2 separate regions of the Homo sapiens genome follow, and region 1 is linked to region 2. The links are chromatin loops, found by intact Hi-C in ENCODE. Cell type or tissue: PC-9. All regions are shown on one strand. Each heading gives the region's core, and the rest is flanking DNA. Links, peaks and the distances in the headings are about the cores only. Region 1 has its middle 41 kb from the start of SOD3. Region 2 holds the start of LINC02473 (long intergenic non-protein coding RNA 2473).

Region 1 (15,335 bases), core at 2,702-10,701, 95 kb after region 2:
TCCACCTCCTGGGTTCAAGCAATTCTCCTGCCTCATCCTCCCTACTAGCTGGGATTACAGCTACTGTTTGTTGAATACATATTCCCTTCTCAACCCCTCCTACTAAGACTAATTGGATTTCTACTTTTTTGGTGTTTTGTGGAGGGGATACTTTCAATGTTGTCTTTGATCTTCATTTGGGTTGGGCTTGGGGGGTGCATTGGGAAGGAGGCCACACAAATAGAATTCCTTCTAGGCACTCTACATCTCCAGGGGATGCCTGCCTAAAACTTGCCTGCTTATGCAGAGGCTCAGGCCTTGCAGAGGGAGCTTAACTCCAATGTGTCAAATCCCAAGACTCCCATAATCATTAATAGCAGCTGCAAGCCCCAAGGGCTCCTTGCAAAAGTAGAAACAGCCACAGAAATGAGAAACTTTCTATTGCCTATAGCAAAAGAAAGCAAACTAAAATGGAGAAGGTGAGACTGACTATTATCCTTACTTTTTTTTTCTTTTTTGAGACGGAATCTTGCTCTTGTTGCCTAGGCTGGAGTGCAATGGCACAATCTCAGTTCACTGCAACCTCTGCCTCCCAGGTTCAAGTGATTCTCCTGCCTCAGCCTCCCAAGTAGCTGGGATTACAGGCACCCACCACCACGCCCGGCTACTGTTTGAATTTTTAGTAGAGATGGGATTTCGCCATGTTGGCCAGGGTGGTCTCGAACTTGTGACCTGGTGATCTGCCTGCCTCAGCCTCCCAAAGTGCTGGGATTACAGACTTGAGCCACCAGGCCCAGCCTTATCTTTACATATTATTAATAATGACAGTTTTTATTTGAACAGCACTTTGGAATTAAAAAAATGCTTTTTCCTGTATTATCTCTTCATTGCTCATCATGCCCTTTGAGGTATTACAGCCAATTTGCAGATGGAGAAACTGCTCACAGACAGGCCACAATAGAAGCTGGAGCCTCATAGAATAAGCTACCAGCATCCCTTCGTGAGAACCCATGTGTTCCCTGGTGTCTCTCCGGGATATCTTAAGGGAAATAAGGGCATAAGAGTGGTCAGCTAGATGAGTGACTAATTCTTCTGACTGTTATAGGTTTACAAACCCTTTTTTAAATTTGTTTTTGTTTGTAGGTTTGTTTTTTGAGAAAGGCGATATCAGCCAGGATGGGATTTTCCCCAAATAATTCTTTAGCAGAGTTTCAGAATCTTTACTTTCCACCTTGACAGTCCCCAGAGACCAACTGAAAGGACCTCACTTAATGTCTCATCCAAAGGGTATTTGCAGTACTGGCTTCATCATTCAAAGCAGGAAAGGCCTTTGTCATGGTCAAATGGCTTTAATGTGTTTTGAATGCTACATAAATTCAAACTTGATGGCTCATTTATTTGTTGGATTGAAGTTTTATACAATAAACTAAGCCTTGGTATTTACTAATAACTTGTGAACTGCCCTTTGTTTATTTAAAACAGCCAGAAGGCAAAGAAGTTGACCGAGTCCCTCATGGCCAATATGATGTTCAGATCCTGGCATTTCCTGGGACAGTTTATGGATCAGTGGGAAGGGTCATAAGAAGGTTGTTTGTGGAGAAGACAGGGGACACAGTGGGGAAAAGTCGAAGAAGGGGAAACATTGTAGGTGGGTGTTTTATTCCAGACTTATTTTGACGCAGCCCCACCATGGTGGCTTCAACCGCTGAGTTCAGTGAGCTGGGAATTCAGAGCTTTGAGTGACAGGCCAGGCTTGGCCAGTGACTTGTGGCATGACCTTGGGAGATTCATTGCTCCTACTGTGTCTCACTGTCTCACACTGAGAAAGGAAAGCAAGTGTAGAATAAATTCAATTCATCGTTCAAGGTGAGCTTCATTAAACTACTGTCCTTTCAGGAAATCTGTGCTCTTTACCCCTATCCCATCTGCAAACATTTCTCTCTTTCTGAAACTCCAATAGACATTATTTGTCCCCACAGATACTGTGGGTGAGAATACAGGCTTTGGTATCACAGCTGAGTGTGAGTCCCAACTCTGCCACTCATGTAAATTGAACACGGAGGGAATATTTTTGAGCTTCCATTTCCTCACCTGCAAAATGGGAATAACTATAAAGATAACCCGCTATGTTGTTGTGAGAAAGAAATGGCAACGGACGTGTCAGGTCATCCTGCATTTAGAAGGTATTCCTTATAGAGAGGAGCGATGTTAATTATAGGCTTATGTTTTGGGATTTGGAGTAGAGTATAAGTGCCGGAAGAGAAGGGACCCCATGTTTGCAGTTCTTTGCCACACCCAGTGTGTGGAGATGGACTTACTTTCTGTGATAATGGATGTTCACAGCCTGCCTCTCAGGGACGGATGATGTGTCTGCCACTGAGGACTCGCTGAAGGGCAGCAGCATCTTCAGATTCATCTGAAGGGTAAGAATGAGTCATGGGACACAAGTGGGCAAAATCTCCAACATCTCTACATTTCCGTAGCCGGGGAAATATTTCTTCCTGTTAAGATTGGATGACAGGGTCTGCCTTCAGCACCTTCCCATTTCCACACACTTAGAGATTCCAGCAGACTCATTTGCTGGGATGAGTCCTGGCCTTGAGAAAGATACACCAGGAAATGTTTCGCTGGACTGGATCCTCGACTTGAGTTTGTTGGTCTCTGGCCAACTCCTATCTGCTGTGCCTGTATGCTTGGGTCCTGACCTAGGCGTGCTTGGCCGTGAACTCCTCTGCCCTCTGCTGCAGCTGACACTGGCAGGCCTTTCCTCATTCTTCCATGCTGGATTCTTAATTTTGTTCCAGTAGCCACGTCTCCCCTGAGTCGCTTGGATTAATTCAGGTTGGTCTAAGGCAATCATTTTAGCCTCATTCACCAAATTTGGCCAATGAGAATAGAGCTTCTGAGTAAGGCTTCTTAGCTCTAAAAAAAAAAGGGTAAAAGTGATAATAAGAAGAGCTAGTACCCCTGTATCAGTCAGGGTTCTCCAGAGAAATAAAACCAATAAGAGGGGTGTGTGTGTGTGTGTGTGTGTGTGTGTGTGTGTGTGTGTATTAGGGTTCTCTAGAGGAACAGAATTAATGGAATAGATATATAGATATATATAAAGGAGAGTTTATTAAATAATAACTCACACGATCACAAGGTCCCACAAATACACCATCTGTAGTCTGAGGAACAAGAAGAGTCAGAGAGAGTTCCAAAACTGAAGAACCTGGAGTCTGATGTTCAAGGGCAGGAAGCATCCAGCACAGGAGAAAGATGTAGTCTGGGAGGCTAGGTCAGTCTAACTTTTTCATGCTTTTCTGGCTGCTTTATTATTTGCTGGCAGCTGATTAGGTGGTGCCCATCCAGATTAAGGGTGGGTCTGCCTTTCCCAGCCCACTGACTCAAATGTTAATCTCCTTTGGCAACACCCTCATGGACACACTGAGGATTAATACTCTGCATCTTTCAATCCAATCAAGTTCACATTCAGTATTAACCATCACTCTGTGTGTGTGTGTGTGTCTGTGTGTGGAGAGAGAGAGAGAGAGAGAGAGAGCCAGAGAGAAAGTTATCATAAGGAATTGGCTCATGCTATTATGTATTAAGCAGGCTGGCAGGTCGAAAGATCTACAAGCTGGAGACCCAGGAGAGCCAATGATTTAATTCCTGCCCAAACACAAAGATCTGAGAGTGAGGAAAACTGACAGTGTAAATTCCAGTTGAAAGGTTGATAGGCTGTAGACCCAGGAAGAACTCGTGTTTCCTGAAGGCAGGACAAAAGCCAATGTCCCAGTTGGAAGGCAGTCAGGCAGGAAGAATGCTCTCTTACTCGATGGGAAGGGCAGCCTTTTTGCTCTATTCTGGCCTTCAACTGATTGGCCGAGGCCCACCCACATTAAGAAGGGCAATATGCTTTACTCAGTCTACTGAATCACATGTTAATCTCATCCAAAAATACCCACACAGAAACACCCAGAATAACCTTTGACCAAATATCACCCTGTGGCCCAGTCAAGTTGACACAGAAAATGAACCATCATATCCCCATTCTAACTTGGTGTGGCTTGTGGATTGAATCATGTCCCCCCAAAAAGATATACTGTGATTCTAACCCTGGTGCCTCAGAATGTGCCCTTGTTTGGGAATGACTTCATTGTAGATGTAATTAGTTAAGATGAGGTCGTACTGGCGTAGAGTGGGCCCTTAATCGAATATGACTGGTGCCCTTATAAGATACGGACATGGAGAGAGTGTCATTTGATGATGGAAGAAGAGATTGGAATTCTGCAGCTGTAAGACAAGGAACGAACACCAAGTGTTACACTACACTGGACGCTAAGGGAAAGGCATGGAACAGATCCTCCCTCAGAACCTTTAGAAGAAACCAACCCTGCCAACACCTTGATTTTGGATTTCTGGCTTCCAGAACTGTGAGACTATGCATTTCTATTGTCTTAAGCTCCCAGTTTGTGGCACTTTGTTAGGGCAGCCCTAGGAAATTGATTCAATGTGTGACAGTGTCACTCCTTGGGCTGCTGTGCCATCCTGCTACCATGAGGTGTGCCCACAGATACACTGAGGGTGACAGCACAGAGTCAGGAGAACCTGGGTGTTTGATACATTTGTTGAGCTCCTGAATTAACCAGCTTGGAAACTCCCCTTCCTCTAAACTTCTTGTAATATGAGATAGTGCAAACCCTTATCGTCTCAGCCATTTGGGATTGAGTTTCCTGATTTTTAGAGACAAGTGCGTCTGATTGATGGATGGCTCTCATACCTTCTTCACTCCAGGCTCCTGCTCCTCTGTTCCTTGTCACAGTGAAAGGCATCATGATCAACCCAAATGCCCACGAGATAAACCCAGCCTCCATCCTTGGTGTTTTCCTTTCTGTCATCCTCCCGACTTGATCATTCATCAGGCCCCGCCAATATTGCCTCCCTATTCAGTCTGCCCATGCCTTCACTGCCCTGGTACTAAGCTTCCCCTTATGTGTTATCACAGCAGCTGAACTGTGCTGTCTGTGTCAACTCTTTGTTAACTTAAACTACCCTCCTCACCAGACCCAGAGTGAGACTCTGTAATATATAATTTCTCCAGGTTATTCTCATTGCTTTTAGGACAAAGGCCAAGTTCAAACTCCGTAGCATGTCATTCATGATCTGGCCCCTGGTAGTAATTTCAGCTTCATCTCTTAAGACTTGGTTAGACTTGTCAGCTGCTAAAGTTACCACTGTCTGTCTCACCTCAGGGCCTTTGCACAGACAGCTTCCTTGAGCTAGAATACAAGCTGCCTCCCTTGGCCTGCCTAACACCAACTCATTCTCCAGGCCTCAGCTCAGCCACTCCTTCCTCCAAAGGGCCTTTTCTGATTGGTCCTGCTATTGCTTGGTTGGATATTTTCAGATTCTAGAAGAACATTGGTGCTACGAGGAACATGGTGTGGGAGGCTCTGTGTTGTAGTGGCATAAGCACTAGATAGGGAGTGAGAAGATGCCCCAGTGTCTGACACTGATGAAGTAGTGGAGTCCTGGGGAAGTCCTTCTTTCTCTTGGGCTCAGTTGCTCTGCCCACAGGATGAGGGAGTAGGGCTATGCCAGTCATTCTCATGAGGGAGTAGGGCTATGCTAGTCATTCTCATGAGACAGTAGGGCTACACCAGTGATTTTCATGGGGTAGTAGGGCTATGCCAATGGTGTCCATGGGGGAGTAGGGCTATGCCAGTCATTCTCATGAGGGAGTAGAGCTATGCCAGTCATTCTCACGGGGGAGTAGGGCTACACCAGTGATTTTCATGGGGGAGTAGGGCTATGTCAGTGGTTTTCATGAGGGAGTAGGGCTATGCCAGTGGTTCTCATGGGGAAGTAGGGCTATGTCAGTGGTTTTCATGAGGGAGTAGGGCTACGCCAGTGGTTCTCATGGGGGAGTAGGGCTATGTCAGTGGTTTTCATGGGGGAGTAGGGCTACACCAGTGGTTTTCATGGGGGAGTAGGGCTACGCCAGTGGTTCTCATGGGATAGCAGGGCTACACTAGAGGTTTTCATGGGGGAGTAGGGCTATGCCAGTGGCTTCCATGGGATCATAGGGCTATGTTGGTAGTTTTCAAACTATGTCCTTCAGAGCTCTAGGAATTCTGGAGAAAGCTGCGCAGGTGAGAAGGAAAAAGAGCAAAAACAACCTTTGGATCCCACTCCTAATTCTATTCAGGTCTTTTTCAATATCTGCATCATATATTGTGCTTTTATAAGAATTTGTTTTGGAAAAAAGAGGCATTAATAGCTTGAAAACATTAGAAAACCACTGATCTTTATAACTAGGATCTTGCCCAGCTCAAACATTCTGTTGTAACACAGACACCTCCAGCAGAGAAAGAGAGGGAGACAGCTGAGGGTACAAAGATGATTATGACGAAGTCTATGAGAGGACATGAGGAGAGGACATGAGCTGATGGCTTCGGCCCAGTCAAACCTGGCACAGGATCTATAAAAGTGAGAGGTTTTGCGATGAGACTGGACATTTTGGGTTTGGAGTCAAAAGAACTGGGCCTGCTGGACTCCAAACCAGTGACTTATACCCTTGATGCTCAGTGTAATTACCCGGGAGCTTTTGGAAAGCATTGATTCCAGAGTCCACTCCTCAAATAACTGAATGAATCTCTAGGGGAGGGCTGTGGCATCTGAACCCTGCAAAGGAGGAACTGTGATTGTCTTGCTCACCATCATAGTCCTGGTGCCCAGCATATACGATCAGTAGGTAATAAGTAACAGCAAATATTTGTTGAATAAATAAGCGCATTTCATATTAGCAACTGACAGGCTTATATCTTCTTACTCAGATTACTGAGACTTCCTGAGGCTCAGTTTTTTCATCTGTAAAATGAAAAAGTAATTTCTACTCAGAAGTGGTGCTATGAGAATTAGGGATAAGTCAGGTACCTTGCAGAGCATATGAGACATAGCAGTTGCTCTGTAAATGGTGCTACAACCATTAGTGACAATTGATATGACTAAGATTCAGACCAAAAAATACTGGGTTCCAATAAGGCTGCCTTGTATCAGTCAGGAGACTAAATTATTCTCTGATGACAAATATCCTCCAAGTCTCAGGGGCATAACACAGCAAATATTTATTTTACCTGCATTACTTGTCCATCAAGGTTGACTAGGGGTTGTCAGAGTCTCAGTCATATGGAACATTGCCAGTCACCATGACAGTCAAAAGGAATACCCTGGAGCTCCTTCCACTGGCAAGTCTGATCCCAGAAGTGACCCACAACTGATTAGTCAGAAGCAGTCACATGGTTGCATCAACCACTGGGACCCAGCAAGTACAATCACACTATGCCCAGAAGGCAGAGAACTGAAACTTACATTGATGAGCAATGAGAAAGATAGCACCGTAGCTCTATAGAAGTCATGCATGACTCTATATACACTTAACTTCCAACAATGACAGCAGGAATCAACAACAGCTTGAGGCACAAAGTGCTTTGGGCATTTACTGTGTTTTGATACCCATTATTAATTCTTCTTTTTCTCTTTCTTTTTCTTTCTTTCTTTCTTTCTTTTTTTTTTTTTTTGGGACAGAGTCTCGCTCTGTCACCCAGGCTGGAGTGCAGTGGCACGATCTCGGATGACTGCAACATCTGCCTCCTGGGTTCAAGCGAGTCTCCTGCCTCAGCCTCCCTAGTAGCTGGGATTATAGATATGCACCACCACACATGGCTAATTTTTGTGTTTTTTAGTAGAGACAGGGTTTCATCATGTTGTCCAGGCTGGTCTCGAACTCCTGACCTCAAATAATCTGCCTGCCTTGGCCTCCCAAAGTGCTGGGATTACAGGTGTGAGCCGCCATGCCTGGCCTCTTTCTTTTGGAATCATCACTCAACTATAATGTTTAAACCACTTCATGAGATAAAATTTATATGCCAGAAACTTCACCTGTTTTAAAGGTACGATTCAATGATTTTTGTAAATGTTAGAGTTGTGGGACCGTCACCAAAATTCAGCATTTCCAGCACCCCAGAAATGTTCCTCATGTTTATCTGAAGTCAATCCCCACTCACACACCCAACATCATGCAAGTGTTAATCTGTTTTCTGTCTGTACATATATATCTTTTCTGAACATTTCATACAAATGAAATCATGCGATACATAATCTTTTGTGTCTGGCTTCCTGCTTCTGATGATGTTTTAAAGGGTCATTTGTGTTATCATAAGAGTTTCAAAGGTTTTGGAGGCTGATCAAGGAAAAAGATATGACCACGAGATGCAGTAATACATAACAAGCTTTATTGGGTGGTGTCTAGACAGGGTGGCCTAAGAAGGGAGTCCCTTACAGGATGAAACCCGAAGTTTATGGCTCTGAGGTCATCATCTAGGAAGGAAGTAGAGCAAGGGAATTCCTGAAGAGAAGCAGCAACAGAGAGAGGCTTGTAATAAGTTTTGAAGTGAAAGTTCTCCCACATTGTTCTTTTTTGAAATTGTTCTGGCCATTCTGGGACCTTTGCTTTTTCATATACATTTTAAGATAAGCGTGTCAATTTCTGAAAAGTACTCTGGCATTTTTATAGGGATTGTGTTGAATCTGTAGATTTGCATGGAGATGTGTGACTCCTTAACAATATTGGGTCTTCTGATCCAAGAACATAGAATGTCTCTTCATGTATTAAAATCTTTCTTATTTTCTCTCAGCAATGCTTTGTAATTTTCAGTGTGCAAGTCTTGCACTTTATTGGTAAGCTTATTTCAAAATACTCTAGTCTTTTTGATGCTATTGTGAAGGAAATTTTATTTTCATTTTGTAGATTGTTATGTGTATTATTATGTAGAAATACAATTGATTTTTATATATTGATCTTCTGTCCTGCAACTTGCTGTACTCATATATTCATTCTAGTAGTTTAAAAATAATTGGAGTGGATTCCTTAGGATTTTCTCCCCATACGATCATGTAATTTTTAAATAAAGACCATTTTATTCTTCCTTTCTAATCGGAACCATTTCAATGAAAAATATTTTTCTTACTTTACTAGCTAGAACCTCTAGCCACAATGTTAAGTAGAAAGTGGTGAGAGACATCTTGCTTTGTTCCTGATCTTGAGGGGAGAGCACTAGATCTTTCACTATTAAATATGATATTAGCTGTAAGATTTTTATAGATGCCCTTTATCAGGTTGAAAAGTTCCTTTCTATTCCTAGTTTGTTGAAAATGTTTTACTTGAATGAGTGCCGGATTTTGTTAAATGCTTTTTATGTATGTGTTGAGATAATTGTGTAGCTTTTGTCCTTTATTCTATTAATATAGTGCATTACACTAATTAATGTTCAGATATTAAACCAGTCTTGCAATACTGAGATAAACCCCACTCAGTCATGGTATATAATTCTTTTTATATGTTTCTGGATTCATTTTACTAATATTTTGTTGAGGAGTTTTTTATCTATATTCATGTGACTATTAGTCTGTAGTTTTATTTCCCTGTAATATGTTTGACTAGCATCAGGGTAATGCTTGCTTCATAGAATTCTTTGGAAAGTGTTTCCATTCTACATTTTCTGGAAGGATTTGTATTTTTATTATTTAAATATTTGATAGAATTCACCAATAAAGCTATCTGTCTCTGGGGTTTTCTTTGTGAAGAGATTTTAAATTCAATTTCTTTTCTTGTTATAGGTCTATTCATATGTTTTTATTTCTTCTTGAGTCCATTTGATAATGTGCATCCTTTAGTTTCATTTAAGTTACATTTAAGTTACCTAATTTGTTTCCATAACATTGTTGACACTAATCCCTTCTAATTATTTTAATTTCTGTAGGATAGGTAGTGATATTCCCCTCTTTCAGTCCTGATTTTTGTCATTTGTGTCTGTCTCTTTTTTCCCCTAGTCAGTCTAGTTAACAATTTGCCAATTCTACTGATTTTTTCCATGGAGCAAATTTTTCGTTTCATTGATTTTTCAGGATTATTTTGTTTCTATTTCACTGATTTTTACTGTAATTTTTATTATTTCCTTTCTTTGCATGCTTTGGGTTTACTTTCATCCTTCATTCTTGTTTCTTAAGATGAAAGCTTAAGTATTGATCTGAGATCTTTCTTTTTCTACTAACATAGGCATTTAAAGCTATAAATTTTCCTGTTGGTACTGCTTTAGCTGTACTTAATAAATTTTTGATATGTTGTGTTTTCATTTTCATTTACTTAAACACATTTTTCAACTTCCTTTGTGATTTTTTCTTTGACTCATTGGTTATTTTGAAGTGGATTGTTAATTTTCAAATATTTGTGAATTTCCCAATTTTCTCTGTTGAGGACATCTAATTTAATTTCTTGTGGTCAGATGTTTCTCCCCCAGCACCTTCAGTATGTCCTCCCACTGTCTTCTGGCCTCCTCTGTTTCTGATAAGGAGTCAGCTGTTAATTGTATTGTCCCGCTGTACATGACGAGTTATTTTTCTCTTGCTGTTTTCAAGCTTGTCTTTAGCTTTCAACAGTTTATATATTGTGTATCTAAATGTAGATCTATTTGTTCTTATCATACTTGGAGTTAATGGAGCTTCTTAAATGTGTAGATTAATGTCTCTTATCAAATTTGGAAAGTTTTTGGCAATTATTTTTTCAAATATTTTTATGCCCTTTTCCCCACTTCTCTTGTTCCAGGATTCCCATTACATGAATGTTGTTATGCTTGATGGAGTTCCACAGCTGTTTGAGAATCTGTTCAATTTTCTTCATTTTTTTCTTTTTTCAGATTGGATAATTTTTATTGATTTATCTTCAAGTTCACTGATTTTTTATTATGGCATCTCAGATCTGGTGTTGAGCCCCTTTAGTGTACTTTCCATTTTACTTACTTTATTTTTCAACTCTAGTTTTCCATTTGGTTCTTCTTAAAATATAAACCCTGTGTGTTGATATTCTCTATTTGATGAGTCATTGTCATTATAATTTCCCTTAACTTATAAAATATAATTTTCTTTAGCTTTTGAACATAATTTTACTAGCTGCTTTGAAATTTTTTTCTGTGAAGTCTGACATCTTAGAAGACTTCTAAGAGACAATTTCTATTGACTTTTCCCCTGAGCTTTTTCTACTTTCCTGTTTCTTTTGATGTCTTACAACATTCTTTTTGGAAATCAGAAATTTTAAATAGTATATTTTAGCAACTGTAAATTCTCACCCTCTCTCTAGGAGTTGTTACTGCTGATTTTGATTGTGTATTGACTTTCCTGGACTTACTCTATAAAGTCTCTCTACTATAATATGTGGCTGTGATATCTCTGCTAAAGTTTCTTTTTTGTTCTTACTTTTTTCCTAAATTTTAATTACTATTGTTAACCCTTGATTCAGCATAGCTTACTAACTGATCAGAGGTTGTGCTCAAACACATCAAGTCAGTAAAGCTTCTACTCTTTGCTGATGGATCACTATATGGATTGCAGAACACATTTAAATTTCAGGCAGTTTACAGTTCTGTCCCTGCTCTTACCTTCTATGGAGACTTTGTGCTTTCTTTGCATGTACACAAGATCTCACATTCAGCCAGCCATGTGTACATAGCTAGTGTCCTCTTCAGTCTTTTCTGCACATGCAGTCAGCCTTGCACATAACCACAGCCTTTCAGACCTTTAGGGATATTTTGGAGCTTAACAAGTCTCACTGTGGCTGTCTAGTTACTTAGAGCTCCCTGTCAAATTTCTGGCTATGCTTCTGATCTGTTGCTTATCCTAACCAATATTATAACCACAGACTAACTGCAACATTGGCCTTCCCCATTTGTTTGCTAATGAAATCACTATTGTGAATCAACTACTCTTTTCCATGATGTCTGAGGGCATGGGATATTTTCCATATTCATTTCAAATCAAGTCAGTCTTCTCTGGCAGAAAAGCTATTGGTTTTCACAGTATACCCTGACCTGGTAGATCTACTACACTGATGGAATTGAGGGGATGAGGGGTGCAGCCCCAGGTTAAAACATCAGAGTCCCAGTGTCATTGGCCCAGTGTCAGTAGGTTTATTTGAATAAACTATTCTAAATTTTTTGCATGCCTTTGGTCAATTTTCAGTGTCTCAAAGTTGTTTTTTGACAATTTTGTTCAGTTGTTTCTTCAGTGAAGAATTTGCTGAGTTCCTTTCTCTACCTTTGTCAAAGTTTCATCTCTTCAATATAATTTTGTTGTTATTGCTCTTTTGTGTGCTGCTTTGCTAGGACTGCCAACCAGAGACCCCACCCTTTTTCTTTTTGCCAGGAAATACACCTAAGACATAGCTGAGCCATCAAACACTCTTGTCCCAAATTTTAAATCTTGATAGGAGTGATACAAAAACTGAAAATAAAGTGTTATACTTCATTCATTTTAGCAGTACCCTGACTGGATTCTAAATTATCTCAGCTACCTCTGCTTCTAGGGCTCCTCTGGTTCTCATCATGTACAAAGCCTGGTTCTGTGGCCTTTCATCAATTCTAGAAGGACCCCCATGTCTGTCCAATAAATACCTTTCCTTCTCAAGTTAGCCAGAGCCTGTTTCTGTTGCTGGCAAACAAAGAATCTGACTGATACAGCTTTTCAAAGGATGTGCAGAAGGGAATCTTCTAAAGACTCCAGATAAGAGGCCAATTATTCACTTGACAGTTTTTGGGATTGCTGCAACACACGTGCACCTGTGGGACGCTCCTATGCCGGCGGTATGTTGTGTGCCTGATGAAATCCCACTGGAGGGGCCAAGTCTGCACCTGTCACCAGTCACAAAGAGGATCCAATTTTTATCCATTTCATCTGGAGAACCATCTGGGCTGGGAATAGCAGTAATAATAACAAATCATTGTCACCAGATTTCCACATAGACGGCACACTTTTTTTGTTGTTGTCACTCTTGTTAAACATCAAGTTTTCAAGTCTGCTGGTAAATAGTCAGCAGTGGTTACGAAGGCTGACCTGGCCTGTATGACACGGGATTTGGACTGGTCCTGAGAACATGGCATGGTGAGAACTGGCTACTGATAGTCTTTTCTGGAGGGACAGGAAGTTGGGGGGAATGTCTCTAGAAGGCCATCGTTGAAAGAACTATTCAAGGGAGTATTGGGTAGCAATGGCTTGCTTATCAACATCAGATGTAAAAACAATTTTGGGTTTTGTTTGATGTGGGCCAGCAGCAGAATGTGGCTGATAAACAAGCAATCTGTATTATTAAATAGCAGTAATAGAGGTATATTATATTAAACAGGCAAGTTGATAGTTCTCCTCTGTTTCACCCTTCTTAGAGCACTCAAAGTTATATCTTCATTTTAGACATCACACATTTTTTGTGCTAGAGACTATCAAGAACACATTTAGAGGAGAACAATAAAGATGGTGAATTGACTTCAGCTGCCATGTAATGAACACTGGAAGGAGCATTTAATTTGCAGAGGACAAAATAAGGGGGTAGAAATAATAGAGAATGGGAAGTAACATAGCTATTTTCAAAATCTACAGAAACGAGATGTGGAAGAAGGATAGCATTTGTTCTCTCTATCTCCAGTGACAGATCAAGGATCAACAGGCAGAAGCTACAAGCAGATATATTTTAATTCCATATGACTCTATATAAAATACTTAAATTCGTTTTCTATAATGTCACCTAGAAGTGGGCTTTCATTTTGTAATTTTAGTCAAAGTATGTATAATTGTGAGGACTAACACTGTTCGTTTATAAATACTGACACTGACGAGTGACAGGCAGGTGAAAGCTGTAAGAATTTTGTGTTTGGTTAAGGTTTTGTTCACCTACTCTTTTAAAAATTAAATGTAGTGATTCTTTCACAAGTTGTAACCTGTAGTAATAAATATGCATTTTCTATTTTGAAATTGATATAATACAAACCCTATTTATAAAACGGCTATGTATATTTTTAGCATTTATTTATTTTAGGAGTTTTGTAAAAATTTGCAGAACCATGTGTAGGAGCTCTGACAAATGAAGCAAGATACACGAATAAAGCCTTAGAAGAGAGATCAAATAGTTGACAAGTGAGAGACTAACAGTGAACCTGGAGGAAAGAGTGGGAATTAGAAGAAGAGCAAACAGTCTATGACTGTTAGAAGGAGTAGAGGAGAATAATCGATCACTGTAATCAAGGTGGATGGGCATAGCATAGAAAATGCTGTTAGAATGGTGTGCACTACATCACTCTTGGACAGTGGTACTATACTGTATACAGCCATTTAAATCATGGTCCCCAAGCCACAGGCATAAGACTCAGGACCACAGCTAGCTTGTCCAATAACTTTGGGTCAATTAGAAAAAGGCACACACTGGGCGGATGTAGCCCTGTAGGTGAATTGCTTAGGGAATAAAGTATAGGCTGGATTTCAGCTTTCGTACATGGCCGTCTGCTGAGCACCTTCATGCAGGGAATAGCTGTACCCATGGCTATGAATAGTCTCCACATCATCTATTCATATTTTCTGAAACTCATTTTTGGAATTTTCTATCTAGACTCTAAGGGTTGGGTCAGAGGGATGAGATTATTCATTTTGTTTGGAATGGAATGGAGTATATCAAACTCCATACAAATGGCAAAGAAGAACTTTCAAAACTATCCAGATTTGAAATGCAAAGCTTATTAGGAGGAAGTTATTCCCCATAATTAAAAGAGTTTAAGCAAAGTTTTGGTTATAGGATGTAAGAAAATAGCCCAGTTACTGCAACTGAGATTTAAGGTCCAGGTGGAATTAGGAGCAAAGTTGGTGAAGCTGAGCTTGGGAATGTGGTTTGCAAACAGCAGCATGCATCAGAATCTCCTAAAGCTTACAAGTACATAGAGCTGGGCCCTGGTCCCAGAGTCTCTGATTTCATAGGTGTTCTAACAGGTTCCCAGGTGATATTGATGCTGCTAGGCCAGAGACCACATCTTGAGATTGGCTTAGACAGTCAATTTGCAAACTTTAATGTAGGCACAAATCAGCTGGAGATCTTGTTAAAATGCAGATTCTGATTCAGTGAGTCTGGGGTGGGGCCTGAGATTCTGCATTGCTGAGCAAGCTTCCAGATACTGGCCCAGGGACCAGGCTTTGAGCATCAAGGGCCTAGGGTTGGTTCAGTGGCAGATGCACGGCTTGAAGTTGCATGACAGATTACTGCAACTGTAGAGACTAGACATTGTTGGGCAGGGACCCAGGTAGCACACTCATTGACTCCGCAGATATGAGCAGAGCACCTACTGTGTGCCAGGTGCTGTTAAAATGCTGGGACACTGCAGGGAATGAAACAAAGTCCTTGCTTTCATGGAATTCCCATTCCTGAGAAGCAAAATCATGTTTATAGCGCACTCTTCAATCTCTCAGAGGATTCTTTTTTTGGCTTCAATTTTTCATATCACAGC
Region 2 (15,335 bases), core at 2,820-10,819:
CCGGGCCCTAAATGTCACTGGGGCATTCTCTTATTCCCCATTTCTCACCTGTGCTCTTCTCCGAGTGTGGGCTCCATGCTGCAGGCCAGTGGTTCTCAACCAGAGAGGGAGAGCTATTTTACCTCCCGTGGGACATTTGGCAATATCTGGGGGACATTTTTGATTGTCACAACTTGGGGAAAGGTGCTTACTGACATTCAGTAGGTAGAGGCCAAAACTGCTGCTAATTATCCCACAATGTATAGAACAGCCTCCCAAAACAAAGAATTATCTCACTAAAAATGTCAATAGTAGTTGAGAAAGCCTGCTCTAAGACTAGTGTTTTAGTTTGTTCTTTGCTGCTACAACAGAATACCACAAACTGGGTAATTTATAATGAACATTAATTTATTTGGCTCATATGGCTGGGCGCAGTGGCTCATGCCTCTAATCCCAGCACTTTGGGAGGCTGAGGCAGGCAGATCACCTGAGGTCAGGAGTTCGAGACCAGCCTGACCAACATGGTGAAACCCCCTCTCTACCAAAGATACAAAAATTAGCCTGGAGTGGTGGCGGGTGCCCATAGTCCCAGGTACTCGGGAGGCTGAGGCAGAGGAATCACTTGAACCCAGGAGGTGGAGGTTGCAGTGAGCTGAGATTGCGCCGCTGCACTCCAGCCTGGGTGACAGAGCAAGACTCAGTCTCAGAAAAGAAAGAAAGGAAAAGAAAAAGAAATGTATTTGGCTCATAGTTCTGGAGGCTGGGAAGTCCATGATCGAGGGGCTGCATCTGGTGTGGGCCTTCTTGTTGCATTTTCTCATGCTAGAAGGCATCACACAGTAGAAGGGCAAGAGAGGGCCAGAAAGGGAGAAAAAAGGGAGCCAAATTTGTACTATTATGCAGAACCCATTCCTTCTACAACAGTATTAATCATTCATGAGGGCTCTACCTAATCACCTGTTAGAGGTCCTATCTCTCAGTACCACCACACTGGGGACCAAGTTCCAACAGATGAACTTTGGGGGATACATACAAACTTTAGCAGCCAGCTTTCTCCTGGAAACATAGCTGCTGGCAGCTCTCATACCCATATCTAATGGCTTTGGTGACCTAAGGGGGACTGAGATTCACTCACCCTGATCCAAATGTCAAAAATATCAGGGAATGTCTCCGATTGGTCCAACTTCATCCAGCGACACATCCCTAGACTAATCACTACGTCCAAAAGTTGAATGTTAGAAGGTCAGGGAACCCCTTTCCAGGGCCTCATGTTTGGAGTTGGGAAGAAATATTCTCAGAATGAGAAGGGTAAAGGGCAGGCCAGAAAATAGATGACAGTCAGGCCACGAAAGCTCCTAGTGAGTAATTTTAGTTTGTCTGGGAGGCAACATCTTTTAGAAGTAGAGATATGAGGCAGCAGGCAAAGAGAAGTGACCCTCAAAGGAGCAAATTCTGGGAACCATATTAATCGAGAACCCACCACTAAGATACTGCACAGGCCAGGCCAGTGTCCCATACTCCATACTCTTTATTCCCCACTCTTATTTTTATTTATTTATTTAGTTAGTTTTTTTGAGACAGAGTCTCTCTCTCTTGCCCAGGCTGGAGTGCAGTGGCGCAATCTCGGCTCACTGCAATCTCTGTCTCCCAGGTTCAAGCGATTCTCCTGCCTCAGCCTCCCAAGTATCTGGGATTACAGGCACCCACCACTACACCCGGCTAATTTTTGTATTTTTAGTAGAGATGGGGTGTCACCATGTTGGACCAGGCTGGTCTCGAACTCCTGACCTCCCAAAGTGCTGCGATTACAGGCATGAGCCATCGTGCCCAGCCCCCACTCTTCTTATGAAGGCAATTCCTGGGGGACCTGTTCTCCACTCAGAATCCTTGGGTGGTAAATGGCTATTTAGATAAACTAATTACTGCTAATGTTAGCTAGCTAATGAGTTATTCCTTCCAGATGACATAATGCCTAACCCCGTTATAATGTGCATATTCTTTCAAAGGTCTCTAAAGGAGGAAATAGTAGTAGAACTTCCAATCAAGTAGGAGCTTGCTGGGAAAATTTTTTTGTTGTGGCGGCCTTCCATTCAAGTCATTAATGCAGGTAGCAAGTTACGCTGTGTCTGAATAAGACAGGTTCAAGGTTAACATTTGCTTTTTTTTTTTTTTCAACTCTTATGTTGGATTCACGGGGTACATGTGCAGGTTTATTAACTGGGTATATTGTGTGTTGCTAAGGTTTAGGGTACAAATAATCTCATCACCCAAGTACTGAGCATAATACCAAACAATTAGGTTTTCTTTCTGTTTGTTTGTTTTGCCTTTTTTTTTTTTTTTTTTTTTTTTTTTTTTGAGACGGAGTCTCGCTTTGTCGCCCAAGTTGGAGTGCAGTGGCGCGATCTCGGCTCACTGCAAGCTCCGCCTCCTGGGTTCACGCCATTCTCCTGCCTCAGCCTCCCGAGTAGCTGGGACTACAGGCGCCCGCCACCACGCCCGGCTAATTTTTTTTGTATTTTTAGTAGAGACGGGGTTTCACTGTGTTAGCCAGGATGGTCTCCATCTCCTGACCTCGTGATCTGCCCACCTCAGCCTCCCAAAGTGCTGGGATTACAGGCGTGAGCCACCGCGCCCGGCTGTTTTGTCTTTTTTTTAAAAAAATTATTTTAAGTTCCAGGGTACATGTGCAGGATGTGCAGGTTTGTTACATAGTTAAAGGCAACAGTTAGGTTTTCAATTCTTATCCCTTTCCCTCCGTCCCTTCCTCCCCCATCTAGTATTCCCCAGTGTCTATTGCAAGGCCAGCATTTTCTGAAGTATGTTCTTCGAAACAGGGAGTCCCTGGATGCTAGTAATTGTTACTGAAAATAAAGATTTCATAATAAAATCCATTAGGGAAATGCTGGTTTAGATGACATTTAGTACAGTTTTTTACTATAGGACTCAGGGCTCTTAATAGAATGGGTGTCGTGACTCTCAACGAAGGAAGAATAATGTGTAGACTTCCCAACTTATTGGGCCTAGGAGCCCCTTTGCTGAGGCGCATTTTACATAGGACTTCCAGTCCTGTTTTGTCCTTTGTCCTTGCATAATTGCTAAAGGCATTCTCCTTTGTTCCCCAAAGTATATCAGTTTGGAGGATAAATTTTATGGTCACCTTATTGTAACAGGAGCAAACTTTGGAAAATGCTTTTCTGTTGTTACCTGGATTTCTGGAGAGCAACTTTTTTTTTTTTTTTTTTTTTGAGATGGAGTCTCGCTCTGTCACCCAGGCTGCAGTGCAGTGGCGCCATCTCGGCTCACTGCAACCTGGTCCATCTCTCGGGTTCAAGTGATTCTCCTGCCCCAGCCTCCTGAGTAGCTGGGATTACAGGCACATTCCACCACACCTGGCTCATTTTTTGTATTTTTAGTAGAGACGGGGTTTCACCATGTTGGTGAAACAATGGTTTCCTATTGTCCCCGGAATACTACTAAATTGATCCCCCATTAATATCAGCATTAGAATCCCAAAACCAAAGCACAGATTGTTTAAAATTAAACAGACCCTAAGCTGATTACATTATTAAAGTTGTTTTTTTTTGTTTGTTTGTTTTTTTTTTTGGTTGTTAAAAGACAGAAGCTAAACCTTAACAGGCCAAAAAAAAAAAAAGCTAGTAATTTGGGCAAGAAACTTAGAATCAGGGGACCAGCTTCAGGAACCACAGTTCCCTGATGCTTCCAGGATTTTCTCTCCAACCACAGCTTTTCTCCGCTTTAGCTTCAGTCCTTCCCACCAAGCAACAGAGAGTGGTTTCATGGGAGGAGGAAATAGGACAATGAAATTTTTGTTCTAAAGTCAAACTATGGGACAAAAAAATGATTCTTATAAAACGTTTTCCTTGAAAGTTCCTTAAATCACTTGTGAAGTACAATATATGTGGTTTGATGTATTCAACTCTGAATACATTCAAATGACAGAGGTATGCGGTAATATACAGAACATAATGAAGGATGCACATGCAAAACATACATTTCCAGATCTTTACTTACATGAAAAAGAGATGAGGCTGGGCACAATGGCTCTCGCCTGTAATCCCAGCACTTTGGGAGGCCAAGGCGGGTGGGTCACCTGAGGCCAGGAGTTTGAGACCAGACTGGTCAACATGGTGAAACCCTGTCTCTAATAAAAAATATAGAAATTAGCTGGGTGTGGTGGCACGTGCCTGTAATCCCAAGTATTCAGGGGGCTGAGGCAGGAGAATCTCTTGAACCCGTGAGGCAGAGGTTGCAGTGAGCCAAGATCACACCACTGCACTCCAGCTTGAGCGACAGAGCAAGACTCTTGTCTCCAAAAAAAAAAAAAAAAAAAAAAAAGGAGGGGGGTGGATGAAAGAATAAAAAGGAAGACTGCAGATGGTTTCTCCTAGCCACAGTCAGGGCGAAGGGCAGTGTTAATTCTTCAGTGTCATGTTCTCACTGGGGCGTGTCTCACTGAAGGGAAGGCTGGGAAGAGTTGCCTGTGCTGTTTTGACTGTGTTTGTTGATTTCCTCTCAATTCTCTAAATTCCATCACTCTCACTATAGAATCTTGGAAAAACAGACTTAACCTTTCTGTACCTCAAATATAAAATGAGGGAATGATAGAACATACCTCATAGTTTTATTGTGATGATAAAGTAGAATAATACAAGCAATGTATTTAGAACAGTACCAGGCATCTTTAAGCACCATGACTGCTACAACTGTTTGCACTGTAATAAAACCAATAGGGCCTCTGCTCTCTGGGGAGTTTTATTTTATTGGTTTTCTTTTTTTCTTTCTTTTTTTTTTTTTTTGAGATGGAGTCTAGCTCTGTTGTCCAGGCTGGAGTGCAGAGATCTCATCTCACTGCAACCTCCGTCTCCTAGGTTCAAGCAATCCTCCTTCATCAGCCTCCCGAGTAGCTGGGACTACAGACATGCACCACCACGCCCGGCTAATTTTTGTATATTTAGTAGGGATGGAGTTTCACAATGTTGGCCAGACTGGTCTGGAACTCCTGGCCTCAGGTGATCCACCCGCCTCGGCCTCCCAAAGTGCTGGGATTATGGGGGTGAGCCACCACGCCCAGCCTGGTTTTCATTTTCTGTGTTTTCTCCTCACCCCCAGTTTTTGTTTTGTTTCTTTGGTTTTTAGTCAGCCTTCTGACTGGTTTGCACCTTATGAAGAGAAATATCTTGTTTTTGTTTGTTTTGTTTTGAGACAGGGTATCACTATGTGGACCAGGCTGGACTCGAACTCCTGGGCTCAAGGCAATCTTCCCATCTCAGCCTCCTGAGTAGCTGGGACCACAGGCTCACACCTCTATACCTGGCTAGAAAGCTGCTTTTGATTCCTTCTTCAGAAGTCACACTCCATTATCACTCATTCAACAAATATTTATTAAGTAACTCCTATGGGCCAGGCATAATTCAAGGTGCTTCAGATGTAGCAGAAAACAAATCGACACAAATCCCCGCCCTTGTGGTCTTATGTCCCCATGGGAGAAGGGAAATATGAAGGAAAAAATGTCAAGCGTCTCCTGCTCCCCGGCTTATACTTCAAATTACATTGTGTTTCTCCCCTTCTCCTGCTGCAGCTTACGCTTATTTATTACTTTTTTTTTTTTTTTTTTTTTGAGACGGAGTCTCGCTCTGTCACCCAGATTGGAGCACAGTGGTGCGATCTCCACTCAATGCAAACTCCGCCTCCTGGGTTCACGCCATCCTCCTGCCTCAGCCTCCCGAGTAGCTGGGACTACAGGCACCCGCCACCACGCCTGGCCAATTTTTTTATATTTTTAGTAAAGACAGGGTTTCACTGTGTTAGCCAGGATGGTCTCGATCTCCTGACCTCATGATCTGCCCGCCTAGGCCTCCCAAAGTGCTGGGATTACAGGCGTGAGCCACGGCGCCTGGCCCTTTATATATATATTTTTTTTTTGGACAAATCTTATTTTATTCAGATAGCTGTCTGATCACACATGGTCAAAGAACGCTCAAATAATAAATCACATATAATCAGATGTTAAAGACTGGTTTTCAGCCAGGTGTGGTGGCTCACACCTGTAATCCCAGCACTTTGAGAGGCTGAGGTGGGTGGATCACGAGGACAGGAGTTCAAGATCAGCCTGGCCAATATGGTGAAACCCTGTCTCCACTAAAAATACAAAATTTGGCTGGGCGTGGTCACGCATGCCTGTAGTCCCAGCTGCTCGGGAGGCTGAGGCAGGATAATCGCTTGAACCTGGGAGGCAGAAGTTGCAATGAGCCAAGATTGCAACACTGCACTCCAGCCTGGGCAACAGAGTGACTCCGTCAAAAAAAAAAAAAAAAAAAAAAGATTGGTCTTTAAACATTATAACCATTCACGCCTCACTTGGCTAAACACAAAACCACATCCACACCTCAGCGACCACGAAACCATTCAGCACAGCTTCCTTAACTGTGAGCTGTTTGAAGCTACCAGTCTGAGCACTATTGACTATTGTTTTCAGGCTCTGACTAGCTCTAGGGAATCTCAACAGGGGTGGGAGGAACCAGCTCAACCTTGGCGTAGTACCAAAATGTGGCCAATCCAGGCTTTGCATAAGTCACAGCAGCGTTCACCAGTGCCCGGGCCTTTTCTGCAAAGTTACAGACAAATTGGGCTATGGTTCTGGAATGGAAAGTTCGTCACCCCGAACAGCCGGCTGAATGTCTACCTGTAACTTCTTGATACCACCTGCTTGCTGTAAACTTTTCCCTTAAAAACAAGGTTTTTCCAAGGGAAAACAAGGTTGAAACCAAAAGGTTTATTTGCAAATACCCTGGGTTTTCCCAGAAAGAATTTCAGGCAGCTTCCTTGCCCTTTGGCCTCATTGCTTACAAGTGACTTTTTCCTTTGCTGCATGTGCTGTGATATTTTTCTCTTTCTGTCTCCCTTTTTCTTTTTCTCTTTTTCTTTCTTTCTTTCTTTCTCTTTCTTTCTTTCTTTCTTTCTTTCTTTCTTTCTTTCTTTCTCTTTCTTTCTTTCTTTTTTCCTTCCTTCCTTCCTTTCTTTCTTTCCTTTTTTCTTTCTTTCTTTCTTTCCTTCTTTCTTTCTCTCTCTCTCTTTATTTTTTTTCAGGGTCTCATTCTGTCGCCCAGGCTGGAGTGCAGTGGCACACAATCTCGGTTCACTGCAATCTCCACCTCCCAGGCTAAAGTGATCCTCCCACCTCAACCTCCCAAGTAGCTGGGACTGCAGGCATGCGCCACTATGTCCAGCTAATTTTTGTATTTTTTGGTAGAGACAGGTTTTCACTGTGTTGGCCAGGCTGGTCTCAAACTCCTGACCTCAATTGATCCACCTGCTTTGGCCTCCCAAAGTGCTGGGATTACAGGTGTGAGCTCCTGCGCCCAGCCATGCTGTGATAGTTTTTCCTTGGTGCTAGTTCCCTTTCTTAAGCTGGAATTCCATCTCCCACTTGGTCCTTTCAGAGTCCCTTCTTTTGATGCAGGCAAGAAATCCTAATTTAGCATCACTTGTGATTATAATTAAGGTGCTGTTTACTCCCTCTTCCAGATCATTAATGAGGATGTTAAATGAGACCAGAATGAAACCGTGTCCCCATGGCATTCCGCTAGACACCTTCCAACAACTTGACACTCTGCCATTTGCTGTTTCATTACCCTTTGTTTACCTTGTGAGCTCAGGCCCTTGCTTTTGAAGGAGGCAGAAAGCTTACTATTTCTACTGCTGCATAGATGCCACTTAAAGGGTGGGGCTGTTAAAACCTGGCAGATTGTAAATGCATCCTTTTGAGTTTGAATTAAATGTGGATTATGAATAGAGCATTGTCAGTAAATACTGTTGCTCTCCCTCCTCTCAGATGCCTTTGTTTGCTCTTGACTTTCTGCAGCTGTTGTCTTTCTGGGAGCAGAGAAGGGTAGCTGTTTGCTGTATGCAAAGATATTGCTTGGATCAGCTTAACTACAAGTGTAAAGTTACACTGTTGCATGTGAAAGATGTGGTAGATGGATTGCATTCATGGCTCTAGTTTTTCTCTCCTCCCCATATCCATGCCCTTTACTGAAGTAACTTTGCAGTACACTCCCAACTCTGACTCTGCCAAGCCATGTGACTTTCTTTGACAAATGGGATTTTAGCAGACATAATGCAAGTGTAAGCTTGGAAAAAAGCACTACGTGTCTGCTTGCACTCCTGAGCCTCCACCATTGCTGTGAAAACATGCCTGGGAGAGCCTGCTGGAAGACAGTACCCAGAGCAGCGCCCCAGTCTCTCCAGTTGACTAGCCAGGACCAGCCTAGATCTTCTGACAACTGGATGACCTTCAGATATGTGAGTGAAACCAGCAGAATTTGCAAGCTGACCACCACCAGATGCATGAGCAATAAGTATACTGCTTATGAGGTCTTGTTTGTTATACAGCCTCAGCTATGGCAATAGATAGCTGATACAATAGCACACATTTGGAGCTTTGTGGACTGGGAACTCATTGATCTTCCAAAGATTTTCCACATGGTGGGTCCCTGACACGATCCTTTACAAGAAATGAGAAGGAAAAGTTTTCTAAATAGAGATTCAGAAGGACAAAACAGGCTCTAGCATCTACAGTAACCTTTAAGAGACAAGGAGCAAGGGAGAAAAGAGCCTCCATGGAGACTTCCAGAATATGCAGGGCACTAAAAAAACTCCTTTTTCCTTTCTCTTTCTCTCTCTCTTTTAAGTAAAACAAGGTCTCACTGTACTGCCCAGGTTGGTTTCAAATTCCTGGGCTCAAGTGATCTTCCGACCTTGGTCTCCCAAAGTGGTAGGATTATAGGCGTGAGCCACTGCACCTGGCCTTCTTTTTCCAATGAAGACAGAAAAGAGAAATGAAGGGTGACCTAATAATTAGAATGCACTGACTCTCCCCTAACCCTAGGCACTGGTTTGCTGTTTCATTTTCAAATATTTGCCTCCGGAAACAGTCAAATCACTCAGGCTACAGCCGAAAAATGCTCCTTTGGTTTATGGCAACGCCATTGTTACAGGAAAGGGGTTCCGATCCAGACCCTAAAAGAGGGTTCTTGGATCTTGTGCAAGAAAGAATTCAGGGTGAGCCATACAAAAAAGTGAAAGCAAGTTTATTAAGAAAATAAAGGAATAAAATAATGGCTGCTTTATAGACAGAACACCCAGAGGGCTGCTGGTTGTCTATTTTTATGGTTATTTTTCCATCATATGCTAAACAATGAGTGGATTATTCATGCCTCCCCTTTCTAGACTATATAGGGTAAGTTCCTGACATTGCCATGGCATCCATAAACTGTCATGGCGCTGGTGGAAGTGTAGTAGTGAGGATGACCAGCGGTCACTCTCATGACCATCTTGGTTTTGATGGGTTTTCAGTGGTTTCTTACTGCAACTTGTTTTATTACCAAGGTCTTTATGACCTGTGTCTTGTATCTCCTGTCTCATCCCGTAACTTAGAATCCCTTAACCATCTGGGAATGCAGCCCAGTAGGCCTTAGCCTCATTTTACCCAGCTCCTATTCAAGATGGAGTTGCTCTGGTTCACACGCCACAGACACTGAGACAGGTGGCCTTACGAAGATGGGTAAAGCCTGGAAAAGGAGTTTGCACTCCTTACTCTGAGTGGAGGCACATGCTTCTTAAGTGCACAAGCTTCTGAAGACACAGCCTCTACTTGCTCCTTGGGGCTTTTTTTTTTCTTTCTTTTTCTGGAGACCGAGTCTGGCTCTGCTGCCCAGGCTGGAGTACAGCAATCTCAGCTCACTGCAGCCTCCGCCTCCCAGGTTCGAGTGGTTGAATCCTGCCTCAGCCTCCTGAGTAGCTGAGATTACAGGCATGCGCCACCATGCCCGGCTAATTTTTGTATTTTTAGTAGAGACAGGGTTCCACCATGTTGGTCAGGCTGGTCTTGAACTCCTGACCTCAAGTGATCTGCCCGCCTTGGCCTTCCAAAGTGCTGGGATTACAGGTGTGAGCCACCATGCCTGGCCCCTGGGGCTTTTCTTACTCAGCAGCCCTCTAGGCTGCCTCTTCACAGCGGACACCCAACCTTAGAATGGGCAAAGTGTGGCCCCTGGCCAGCAGCCTGGGCATCACCCAGGAGCTCATCAGACCTGCAGAATCTCAGAGCCCACCCTCACCTAATGAATCTAAACTGACATTTCACTGGAACCACAGGGAATTTGTGTGCACATTAAAGTTCAAGGAGCACAGGTCTTAGGAGATGTAGAGCTCCTCTGGAAGGGCATATCATTTATTTGGGGTCCATCCCCACCTCTAGGTGGTGAGTTCTTGAGGGGAGGATGATACCTTGTGAGTCTTTGTATCCCCAGCACCAAGCACTGCGCCTAAATGTAATAGGAGCTCAAAACTAATTTGCTAAACTGCAGTGAGCTGATGTAACTGAACAGCCAGACTCGTCAAGCTTACTCCCCTATCTCGTGGACAGGACTTTCCTCTCCAGGATTCCTGAGCTGCCTGGAGCAGTGACCACCTTTAATGCACAAATTTGTCAAAACAAGGCAAACCCCACCTCCCCGCCCCCCCCCCCCCGCCCCCACACACACAGACCCTGGGCAGCTCTGTGCACTCCAGAGATTTAGGTTTGAACATTGTGATGTAAAGCACAACATCCAGTGCATTTGAATAAGTGAGTTTGGGATCGGCATTCTGCATATATTAGAATGTCAATGAGGAACTTAAATTAGGGCCCTACTAAAAAATTTGCTAGGCCTTCAACAGTGGACTCAGAAATAGACCAGCAGGCAGGGAGGGAGGAAGAGAGGAAAGGAAGAAGGTTAAAAAACTGGGAGAGTGACAGTCGGGGAGGGGGAGGAAAGAAAAAATAGGCTAGGGCTTATGGGACCTAAATTTTACCTTGTTATTTTCTAGTGGAACTTGGAATTTTTCACCCCCTCTCACGGTATCATTGACATTAAATATCCAATCTTCTCTGCCCCACATCAACTTGAGTAATAAACCACAGCCAAGGTTGGCTGCATCTGCTCTCTTCCTCCTTACTCAATTCAAGTTAAGAATGCTCACACCATACACTACTATTGGGATTTTTAAAATGATTTATTTTGCTACACAGTTCAGACCTTTGAACCAGGCTGGATGCTGGGTGCTTTGTTGACACAGTAGTTAGGGATAAAAGGGGAGTTTGGGGAATTGCAGAATTCTGACTTTCTATAAATCACTAATTTTATTGTAGTAAATAGAGGTCACCTCCTGGAACTTCAGTCGCCTGCCTTGAAAAATGGCATGAAACTATCAATGTCCATCTAAAGGAAAAAAACAGGACAAAGAGAGTGGAAGGGAAAAGTATTTTCTCAGTTTTAGCCAAGGCTGCATCAAGAATATGGCTAGTATGCTCAAAGCTATCTTTAAGAGGTGGCCCAGAAACTTCCCATTTCTTCTTTGAGCACACTGTCTATTGCCCCTGCCCTAGACGAGAGGCTAAAGGCAAAGAATGTGGCAAAGTAGCTGGGGTGTGGGGGACCTTGGACATTCAGTTCTGTCATGAGCTTAGAAGGGCTAAGCCAGAAGGGAGACTGAAGAGTGCACTCCAAAACTGTGCCCGATTCAGCTGAGAGTAATCAAAACAGATACCACATATGGCAGGAGCTGCAAACACAGGCAAACTCAGGGGCCATGGAGGGAAGGTAAATGGCTTGGGAGAGTTGCTAAACTGAGAGACTCTAGCTTGAGTTACTCAACATCTTTCTAACTCCTTCTTTCTTTTTTGTTCTCCTGTTTTTTCTTTCCTTATTTTATTTTATTTTATTTTGTTTCATTTTATTTTATTTTATTTTATTATTTTATTGCGTTCTGGGGCACATGTGAAGGATGTGCAGGTTTATTGCATAGGTAAACATGTGCCATGGTGGTTTGCTGCAACTATCCACCCATCACCTAAGTACTAAGCCCAGTATGCATTAGCTATTTTTCCTGATGCTCTCCCTCCTCCCTCCCTTATTTCTTTTGTGTGTGTGTGTGTGTGTGTGTGTGTGTGTGTGTGTGTCCAGGTCTCGCTATGTTTCCTAGGCTGGAGTGCAGTGGTGCGACCTCAGCTCACTGCAACCTCTGCCTCCCAAGCTCAAACGATCCTTCCACCTCAGCCTCCTGAGTGAGATTACAGGTGCATGTCACCAGGCCTGGCTAATTTTTTAATTTTTTGTAGAGAAGGGGTTTCACCATGTTGCCCAGGCTGCCTCACTTCTAACCTGTAAGACATAAGTGGAAGTCCCTGGAAAGTCTTCCTTTCTTGTATAAAAAAGCAAAGTCTTGCTAGGAGAGATTTTGTCCTTTGCTCCTTTGCCATTCCCTCCTCCTTTTCCTGCCTGAAACACAGATGCCATAGCTTGCTGTGCAGGAGCCATCTTGAGATCATGAGGACCAAACACTTCATGCTTAAAGACAGCAGAGCAGCAAGGCTGAGGAGCCTAGGTCCCTGCTGGCATTGCTCAGCCTCACTGCCAGCCCTGGACATCTAGCTGCAAGAAGAAAATTAACCCCTTACTTATTTAAGCCCCTGTGGTCAGGTTTTCTACTCTACACACAGTGATATGCTACCCCCGGCTCTATCCATTGTTGCTGTATAGGAATGCTGGCTCGGTGTCACAAGATTTTCTGATTTTTCAAGAGAAGATATAAATCTGGATTTTTTAAAATACAGAATTTCCCAGTTGGCAGTTGGTAATTGATCCCAATAGAGACAATTAATTGAATTTTTTGAAGACACACTTCCAATTTGTGATCTCTGATTTATAGAATCTTTACTCTGGGCCAGAGGCTATGCTAAGCATTTTATATAGATGATCACATTTAATCCTGACAACAGTGCTGAAAGTCATGCTATTATTACTTTTTTATATATAGTTTAAGAAACTGAGGCTCAAAAGTTTAGCTAACTTGCCCAAAGCTGTGTAGCTATAGAGAAAGAGCCATTATTACAGCTCATGCCTGACTTTGGACCAGGCATTGCTAATAATGTGAATAATATGGAGTCAATCCTCTATTGCCACATAATGCTGCTTGACAATCCACGTAGAAACTCAGTGGCTTACAACCAGAATTTACTCTCATGCTTATGGTTCTGTAGGATGACTGTGGTATGGGTGATCCCAGTTGGGCTCAGTTGCATGCCTCTGCTTCAAGCTGTGATTCCCGTGGGATAGGGTCTAGGCTGGGAGTTGGGTTCAAGTCCACTCCATGTGTTTTCACTCTGAAAGGGCAGTAGCTGTGCAGGGTATGCTCTTCCCTTGGGAGAATACCAGAATGTAAGAACCAAGCCCTCATCGGTGAGTGCATTTAAGGTCTCTAGTCATATTGTGTCTGCTAGCATTCCATTGGTCAAAAGAAGCTATGATGCTGAGCCCAACATCTGTGGAGCAGGGAGATATACTTGGCCCACAGAAGGAGGGAGCATGAGCATTGCTCAACAGTGATCCAAACAATCACAACTATTCTACACAGCCTCAGGAAAAGCTGGCTTTCATTCCGATGAAACAAAGACTCCTTTTTTCCCCACTGCCTGTTTGCAAAAATGGCAGATGCTGCAAGGACCTGGTAAGTGGGGCACAAAGCCATGCAAATCCATCTGAAGTCAGTTCATTTCAGAGATACCACCAGCTTCTGATGGTGTTACACCCTGGAAATGGCAGTCCAGCTCTAGCTTCTGGAAGGCAACTGGCAAGAGGTAAGGAAGAGATGGTGGGAAGGTAGCCCCTCTCCTTGTTGGGGAGGAGCTTTCATCTTATTCCAGTTCTCAGCAGTAGAAGCTATGCCTGGAGACTTCCAGGTGTCTCCTGTCCTGGTTCCTGCCTTGTTCTTTCTCTTTTCCCTCATCCTCATTTATGTTTTCACTCCTCCTTCTCCAATATTCCAGAATATTCATTCATCCATTCAATGAATAGGCATTTATTGACCACCTCCTTTGTGCCAATTGCTGTTCTTGATGCTGTGGTAACAGCAAGAACAGGACTGAACCCATCCCAATTTCCATCTGAGCTACTTCTAGTAGAGGCTGGCAAATAACAAACAAGTAAATAAAATGAAAAGCATAATTTGGGAGAGTGAGAAGTGCTCCCAAGGGCAGACAGAATGGAGAGGGGAGCAAAGAAAGGGAAGGAGGGTGGAGGAGAAAGGGCCCAGCCTCTTAGTGCCTGACTAGCCCTTTGCTGTGAAGGCTCACCTTTCACGCTTGGCTTCTCCCTGAAGCTGGGAGCTACTTCAGGCAGGAGCCATATTTGATTCAGCTGTGTCCAAGGTCAGACGCAAAGCTTCCCCAAACGCTGTTGGGCAGCAGATTATACCACAGTGTCTTGAAATACCTGCATGGTGTCTATGTGAGCAAGACCTGCTGCCTCCAAGTGTCCTGTCGGTTGTGTTAATCACGTGCATGGGAGGTGAGGGGTGGTATGTACTTGGAGGGGGAGCCCATAGCGAAGGGCAGGGGAGAGAGCCACCAACAGCTTCTCCACTCCTTTTATGGGATAAACTGGGTGGTCCCTCCATGTACACAGGCTTCATGCAGAGCTCTGGATATGCTGCATTAGACCACCTTGTGCCTCAGTTTACTGGAGGGATATAACTAACCTCATCAGGTTCCCTAGAGCAGAGATTCTCAACAGGGTAAGAAGTGATTTTGCCCTGCCATACCCATATCAGGGGACATTTGGCAATGTCTGGAAACATTTTTGATGATCACAACTCGGGAGGGAGTACACTGGCATTTAGTGGGCAGAGGCCAGGGATGCTGCCAAACATGCCACAATGCACAAGGCAGAATTATCTGGCTCACAATGTCAGTAGTGCCCGGGTGCCCTGGAGCCATGCTTGTTAGCCACCCACCCCTCGTGCATCTGTGCAGGGGCTCAATTTAATTTCTCTATATTATTTTATTTACTTTGAGAATGGGTGATATATGCACATCACAACATTCCAAAAGAACAATAGAGGTCATAGTGAAAATGCCTCTCTTTCAGTCTTATTAATAGCTCTCCTTCCTCTTCCCCACCCCTACTACCTTGTGCATCTCCTTCCAAACATACTCTGCCTGTTAGTGCCCCACCTAATATCTTATCGTCTCTCACCTCAACACACCAAAGGCTGCTTTTTGTGACTATCCAAATTTTTCTGCCTGGGGGCTTTTTGTTCTGGCCCTGGGAGCACCTTTGGCAAACTGGAATTGCCCAAGAGTTAATGCTCCTGGAAGTAGCCCACAACCAAAGACAGGTGGAAAGTTGGTGGATAAATACCTCAGCTTATCTTAGGTGAGATAACTCTGAAGGGAGTTCTACACTGTTGGCTTGTTTCACCCTGCAGGATTGCCGTCCAGTTGCTCTCAGTGGTAA

Evidence for each region. Hi-C counts contacts between places; a loop is a spot of excess contacts. Peaks named below come from ENCODE experiments on the same cell type or tissue, not always from the same donor. Only the 100,000 strongest peaks of a DNase experiment are listed, where the experiment ranks them.
Region 1: it touches region 2 in a loop (14-fold over the local background); 3 of 110 quality-filtered maps call a loop at or near these places.

Annotation. Positions count from the first base shown.
Region 1 is chr4:24,746,485-24,761,819 of GRCh38, forward strand. No RefSeq gene overlaps it. Among named protein-coding and RNA genes, the nearest start is that of SOD3, 41 kb to the right of the region's middle. RefSeq lists an enhancer at 1,064-1,609. In PC-9, for the core only: no CTCF peak of the experiment used is centred there; DNase peaks (open chromatin) are centred at 7,197 and 8,287; H3K27ac peaks cover 3,117 bases.
Region 2 is chr4:24,651,743-24,667,077 of GRCh38, forward strand. LINC02473 (long intergenic non-protein coding RNA 2473) reads left to right here and starts at 8,158. Exons shown (of 2, transcript NR_183976.1): 1 at 8,158-8,301. It also overlaps the pseudogene ATP5MGP3. RefSeq lists an enhancer at 6,172-6,813. In PC-9, for the core only: no CTCF peak of the experiment used is centred there; DNase peaks (open chromatin) are centred at 4,469, 5,369, 6,479 and 7,649; H3K4me3 peaks cover 1,012 bases; H3K27ac peaks cover 3,594 bases.